Regions from separate parts of the Mus musculus genome. Here region 2 is linked to region 1. The links are chromatin contacts, found by Hi-C in ENCODE. All regions are on one chromosome and are shown on one strand. The core of a region is the stretch at or near the end of the contact, and the rest is flanking DNA. Distances in the headings are between cores, read along the strand shown.

What was found. Hi-C counts contacts between places; a loop is a spot of excess contacts on that map.
Region 2: a map of T-helper 1 cell shows a loop between it and region 1 (6-fold over the local background). The contact joins the promoter of Smc2os here to the promoter of Zfp189 in region 1. A Hi-C loop is called at or near these places in 2 of 37 maps with a recorded cell type or tissue (T-helper 1 cell and T-helper 17 cell).

What each region holds. Positions count from the first base shown.
Region 1 is chr4:49,519,198-49,522,773 of GRCm38, reverse strand. It overlaps Zfp189 (zinc finger protein 189), which reads right to left and starts at 1,598. Exons shown (of 3, transcript NM_145547.3): 1 at 1,179-1,598; 2 at 292-376. The coding sequence starts at 1,211. It overlaps Mrpl50 (mitochondrial ribosomal protein L50), which reads left to right and starts at 1,691. Exons shown (of 2, transcript NM_178603.4): 1 at 1,691-1,812. The coding sequence starts at 1,721.
Region 2 is chr4:52,437,063-52,440,638 of GRCm38, reverse strand. It overlaps Smc2os (structural maintenance of chromosomes 2, opposite strand), which reads left to right and starts at 1,675. Exons shown (of 2, transcript NR_045175.1): 1 at 1,675-1,987. Smc2 (structural maintenance of chromosomes 2) reads right to left here and starts at 1,418. Exons shown (of 25, transcript NM_001301412.1): 1 at 1,229-1,418; 2 at 216-438. The coding sequence starts at 383.

The DNA.
Region 1 (3,576 bases), core at 349-2,848:
GCAGCCCAGGCTCCAGAAGGCAGAGTGAAAAGAGGGTGGGAGGAGAGCCGTGGGAAGATGAACCGGGAAGGAAAGTACAGAGCCAACAGAGCCGTCTGGGAATGAGATTCTGAAGCTGCCAAAGCCAGCCTTTGCTAACAAGGAAGCGAGGGAGACCAGAGTTGTAGAAAGATCCGAATCAGAAGGTTGGGACAAAATAGTGCTGGTGTCAGTTACACTGCTTGACGCATTCTGGGTTTAAGTGTTAGTACCTTATTAGATATTTTAGTTAGAAAAAGCGTGCATTCTTACCCAGCGAGACCAGCTTTCCGTAGCTGTCCATCATGACATCTTTATACAGGCTTCTCGGAGCTGGATCCAGATAACCCCACTCCTCCTGAGTAAGAAACATAGCCATAGCCTCAAATGTCAGCCACTGCTGGAATTGTTTTCTCTCTGTAGTCAGTTCCAGTGGTCTCTCCACTGAAAGTGGGAGAAGTTATTGTCACTTTACCATGCTCCCATTCACTAGGAGGAACACGGTAAGTAAGAGTTCCAAAAGGTGCTCAATTCATGGCACCTCACACTGAAAAGGATCTGGACTGGTCTAGATCCACGCCTTCCAAACTGAAGGTCTTCTCTGCTTTCGTTATTACACACTAATACCACGACTGTTTTTAGTTAACAGCCTTAAGACCACCCCAACGTTCCCTGGCCTCACTGTTCGCCCCAAGCTTCTACCCACACCAGCTTGGGACCCAATTCGACGCAGTTCCATTAGGTTTTCTAAACACTCACCTTGAGTTCAGACATTGTGCTAGCTGCAGAGGACAGACGAGATTTAAAAAAAAAAAAGAAGAAAAGAAAGAAAAAAGTGCCTCACCTGAGAAACTCATAAATGAGATCTAACTTGGAGCAGTCTTAATTTTCCCCAGCCGATTTATCAAGTTACTCTTGAAAAAAAGAAAAAAAGAAAGAAAGGAAAAAAGAAAAAGGGGCCTTGGGGAGTTTGTAAGTGAACTAAAAGCACCTTGCAGCAAGGGGTATGTCCCGCAGCAAGGGGTACACAGGAGTTGACTGGGGTCCTTTCTTAAGAGTTGTAGAAATGGCCAGGAGGGGGACAGGGGAAGAGGTGATGGCGCGGCCTTGCTGTCTTGGGAGTGGCGAAATAACGGAGATCTCTTGAAAGGGCAACTCACCTTTGGCTCCAGCGGTGGGCTTGGGGACGCCATCGCCTCGTTCAGGAATAGCAGCCACACGACATTGGGGCTCTGATGAGGCCTAGATGGCTGTTGGAAATAAGGCTCGGCGAGAAGGGGCTCACCGGATGGGTCTGGTGTGGTCCTGCCTCTGTCTCGGAGCGGTCAAGTTCCTAGGGGCATATCAGACGTTCTGTCTGGCTGTCCTCCAACCCCAAACCCAGTCCTCTGTCCCGCTGCCTAGCCTTAGGGTCTCCCTGTAATATCTCCTCCTTGTTGCCAATTCCTCCGCCTCAAAGTCAAGCTGCACTACTACCGACCACCCCCGGACCAGAAGGCGTTACCCGGAGCCTTCGCGGAACCGCTCCAACTACAACTCCCAACATGCCCAGGGAGCGAGCCACCGCCTTCTTCCGTAAATGGCAAGCGAACTACATTTCCCGGAATGCATAGGTCTGGGCAACGTCAGGGGCCGCTGAAGTAAGCTCTCATCTGATTGGCTGAGTCGGGCACGTCTGGCGCTCTTGGGTTGCTTGTCGAGAATGGCGGCGCTGATCGTGTCTCGGTTAGCAAGAAGAGGCTGGCTGTGGAAGCTTCCCTTGGCAACACGTAGAGAATTTTGGTCTCGATCCAGGTAAATCTGAGTGTTTCTCAATGGTCTAAGTTCCACGTAAGTAATCAGAAGCGGAGGGGACGAGTTCAGAGGGTTAAGATGGGACCCTGGTCCTGAGCCTTCAGGAGTTAGCGTGGAGTAGGGATCCGAGCTAAAAGCTTACGTTTCTGCGATTGGCAGGACCGCTTCTAACGGCAACACGGTGCGCTTTCCCAGATTTCACTGATGCATACAACAAATAGTTTCTAAATGCCTTCCGTGTCTCTAAGTGTGTACCCAGCAGTACTCTCTTTCCCACGCTTTAGTTCCACACGGGAGGGAACTGAGGCCCACTGAAGAGAAGCACGCACATGGTGGATCCAGAAGCCCCGTGACTTAACTGCTTATCCACAGTTTTCCTCACTGCATCCTGTGGGATCTATGTATATTACTTAGATAATATTTAGGGCCTGAAAATTTAACCGCTGGGACCTCAGAGAACAACGAACGTATTAAGTTAGAAGTTTGAATCCTCACCCCATGTATTAACTCTAACCTTTCCCTGGTTAGTGTCAGATGTCCCAAGTTCATTTCTTTTTTTTTTCACTCAACAGATATTTTAGTGTTTACTATATGATAAATATTAAAGATAAAGTGGTTAATTAGACCAAATCTTTGTCCTCATAGGAGAAGGGGGGCAGTTGGTGATAAACTGTTCATTTTTCAGGTAACCGTTCTTTAAGGTGTAAATGGATGTAGTGATGTATATTCACATAGAGGAGAGATTTCAGCAGTCAGGCCAATCCCACCTTTTTACATCCCTTTTTGCGTTCTGTTTGTTTGTTTTGTTTATTGTCAATCATCATAGCTCTGTGTTAGAATTTTAAATCTTGAAGCATAATTTCTTCCATGTTTTTCTTGCTCATGATTGCTGCAGCTATTCGTAATTTAAGATTGCTCTTTATGTCTTTGGGAAAAGCCATTCGATTTTTTTGAGTTAAGTATTTAAGTAGTGCAGACATGGAACAGTCATTGAACATGGACTGTCTCTTCATTTATATGTGTGTTTTCTGTTTCTTTCATGGATGGTTTAGAGTTTTAGAGTATAGATCTTTAACCTGCTTGGTTATTTTTTCCTAAATATTTTTTTCCTGCTGTTATAAACAAACCAGATTTCTTGATCATTTGGGGGGGGGTGATTTATTATTTCTCTAGAGAAACCACTGATTTTATTGAGGATTTATTTTATTTATGTCCATATGTGTATGTATAAATATATGTGTGCTGATACTCTCGGAGGACAGAAGAGGGCGTCAGATCCCCTGAGTTTGGTGTTACAAGAGATTGTGAGCTAGCAGCCTGAGGTGGGTGCTGAGGACTGCACTCTGGAAGAGCAGCGAGTTCTCTTAACTTCTGAGCTCAAAGCTCTCCAGCCCTCGACTTCTGACTCTTTATTAAATGTCTCTGATTGCTATTGACTGGCGGAGGCTTTGTATTCTTTCTTGGTTTAGGGTTATATGTACCTGGGATCTTTAACTGCTTCTTTTAGGTTCTGCAGCCTGTAAAGCTCCTTCTTGTAACTTTTTATTTGTGAAACATCTCTTGTATCGCCGTATATTTCTGATTTTAATTACATGAGGTTTTGAGGTTTTCTGTATTAGCCCTTAGTTTTGTTGGTTTCTTTTTATGAGATTTGTGTCTGCTCTGCTCTTTATGATTGCTTTTGTTTTGCTAACTTTGGGATTTACATTTTTTTCTTTTTTTTTTTTTTTTAGTTTCATGTGGTTCAATATTAAGTTGCTTAAA
Region 2 (3,576 bases), core at 426-2,925, 2.9 Mb before region 1:
CCTCAGGCAAGGCCTCTGTATGTATCTTTTCGTCTGTCTACAGGATGAAACAGTAATAGTATTTGCTTAAACGGCTGCACTGCAACACAACATAACTCACATGAAGTACAAACAAAACACATGAAGTACAAACATGCAAAGAAAGAAAACCCAAAGTCTCCACAGATTAACAGATTCTCTTGCCAACACATAAGTCAGAAAAGCTGACACTTTACCTGGGACAGGTTGGAGATGCCTAGGAGAAAGCATATGGAGTCCAATATGTTGGATTTTCCACTACCATTTAAACCAGTGATCGCATTGAAGAGGGGGTCAAAACCATTGACTTCAGTCCTCTGTGCATAGGACTTGAATCCTTCGAGAATGATTGATTTAACATACATTTTCTAAACTGTCTTGGGTTAGTAAGCCTGTTAGGCAACAAGCTACAAGTCACGTCTGTATAAAACAGAAATAAGATCATTTATGTAGAATGTTAAAAACCCTCAAATCATAGTAAATACGACAGGATACACAATAACGTAAAGTAAAAAAAAAAAAAAAAAAAAAGAAAAGAAAAGAAAAGAAAAAATACACCTGCCAAACTACTTTTTCTCCTAAAAACAGCTGGCTCAGATTTTAAAACATCCAACCGTTAGCCAATGCCGGTAAGTTAAACCATTTAACCTAAAAATCATCTTTATCATTACTGTCCACTTTCCTAGGTTCGTGTTGCACTACAATACTGTAGTTAACAGAGACTACTAATTATTTCCCATTTCATTATCCTTGCCACAGACGACACTGGACTGAATACTCTTTACTGCACACCACTTAGCATACATCTTACAGGAGTCCTTCATGGATCTCCCTAATAGCACGCACACCCATCCTCTCCTTCCTTTTTCCTCCACAGCAGTAAAAGATGACATCAGTCGGCACCGTCTTTCCAACTCATTCTCGGTCCCGTTGTGCTTTTTTGCCTACATACGACCTTAACTCTGTTTACACTCGACTCTCAGAACCCGGGTAGTTAGTGAACCTTAAGGGCGAAGTGAATCCATTCTACTGCCTCGTTTTAAAATTCCGTGTTCTCTCGCTTGCCCAAGCCTTTCTCGATTCACCTTACGGATGAACAACAGTCAACATCTCTAATTCTCGCTTCAAGTCCCTCCTTGAGAATCTTGCCCACCCCTGTGCCTCATCTCCCGCCTGGACACCAGGCCGGGCCAAGAGCAGCACTACGCACCCGCCACAAAGCGGCTGGCCAGGGGAACCAGCAAAGTTCCAACCCGACGCGAAAGTGGACAGTGAGGCCACCCGACCTGTACTCAGGCGCTACCGGGCGAACGCCACCATCCCGGGCACCGCATCCGCTGCAGCCAACAACCGTGCCGGAACTGTTCCTTTGAATTTCGGCGCGAGCAAAGGACCCCAACTCCGAGGCGTCTGCGCTCTGTTGGTGCCTAGTATCTGCCTGACTGAAGCGCTTCCTCTTTTGCCCTAAGGAAAAACACAGAAACGACATAGCGACAATAAATAATAGTTTTAATATTGGAAGGTAGGAGACTATACCGTTTTGAACATGGAAAGCGAAAATGAAGATAGGTCGTGCTGACATCGCGTCAGGCATGCTCTGGGCAGCACCTCTTCCAGGTCTGGGCCTCGCGCGTTGCCGGCCCCGCCCTCTTTCTGGCCCTTTCAGGCTATCGGTCGGAGCCTTGGCTTCTGTCCGCAGGCTCCGCCCCCTCCCGGTCTACGCTCTTTGCTGCGGGGCGCGGCCGGGGCGGGCCGGGGCGGGGGCGGGCCGGGGGTCCCGGGACCCTTCGAGGATATTACAGGGTGGAAACCAACACTAGTGAGAAAAGTCCTCTGAGGCTTCATTTTCTACTAATTGAAGAGAAAGGCACTGGCTTTGAAAACACAAACCAAAACCAGTTCCAGTTTCCGGAGGGGACTGTAGGCCTGCAGTATGTGGAGTTTGGTGGAAGATGCTAGGCAAACGGCTGTAAGATTTTTTTTTTTTTTTTTATGCCGAAAACCTGTTTAATGATAAGCAGTGGCTGACGTACCGGTTCACGAAATGTTGCTGAAGCTTCTTAATAACAGTTTGTATTTACAGAGTTCTGTAGATCGGGTAGCTGTGTTTCAAAGGCTGTCAAGAATTTCCTCAACAAACGTGGAACCCTAGTGTTTCCTTTTGTACAGACGAGTTTATTGAATCACTGGGTTAAACGACTTATAAGTGAAGAGAGATTTTTGTTCCAGGCTGCCTAACTACAGAGTGTGTACTCCTAAACTTATTATCTACAACTGCTAATTTTACATTGCTAGTTAGAGCTGATCCCCATCAACTATGTAATTTAAAAAAAAAATGGTGTTGGGATTATTTATATTTAAGCATCAATACTAAGAGAAGGGCTTAGCTTTGTTTTTTTTATTGAAAATTTATTTTTTTTCCTACCGTATATTCCGATTAGTTTTCTCCGCCCCAACCTCTCCTAGAACCTCCTCCATTTCCACACTCACCCAAATCCACACATTTTCTTTTCTCTTTCTCATAAGAATATAAACAGACATCTAAAATGATGATGATAAAATAAGATTTTAAAAACAGAAGGACCAAATAAACAGGAGGGGGAAAAAAGCCAAAGAAAGAGCATTAGAGACACAATGAGACACATTCACACAGAGATATACACACAAAACATAAAAACAAAAGCAGAAACCATAATACATAATAAACAAAAGATTTTTAATATTAAATGGAAATGTTCAGACAAAGCAGTGTGAGACAAAAACCCTCTAAAAATACCATTAAGTTCGTTTTATGTTGGCCATCTATTGCTAGGCATCGGGAGGGACTACCCTTAAATATGGTTTGTACACCCAGACATCACTGGAAAAATGATTTGCTCTGCAGCAGTTATCAATTGGATATAGCTTCTGGGTTAGGATGGAGGATTGTTTCTATTTTCCCTCTCAATACTGGCTTAGAACTGCAGGTCCTGTGCATGCTGAAATTTACAGTGGTAGACAGGGAGGAAAGTGAAGATCGCCTTCCTGAACCTGAGAACTTCCTAGGCAAGCATTGGCAGCAGGTTCTCAAGTAAAAAGTGCCAGACTGCCTGGCAGTGGTGGCGCGCGCCTTTAATCCCAGCACTTGGGAGGCAGAGGCAGGCGGATTTTTGAGTTCGAGGCCATCCTGGTCTACAGAGTGAGTTCCAGGACAGCCAGGGCTATACAGAGAAACCCTGCCTCGAAAAACAAAGAAACAAAAAAGAAACAGTACAGTATCTATAATAGTATGCTACCTGCCTTCCTGTGGTATCAGCCTATTTGTCTGTGAAATTAGCTAACACCACTTTAATAAAGATATTTTGTCTGGTGTAATTCCTACTACTCTTGAACTCCAATGACTTGACTTATTTATGTTGGCTCTGTTGAATTATACATTTTCACCTTCAGCTCTGCTATATTCCTTTGATCACTTTTTTATGAATAAGGAATTTTGATTTTTAGACAAATCTAACATGGATTTTCACAAATTTTATTACTTGCTTGGGGGATAAAAATTTAAGACAGATATTAAGACAG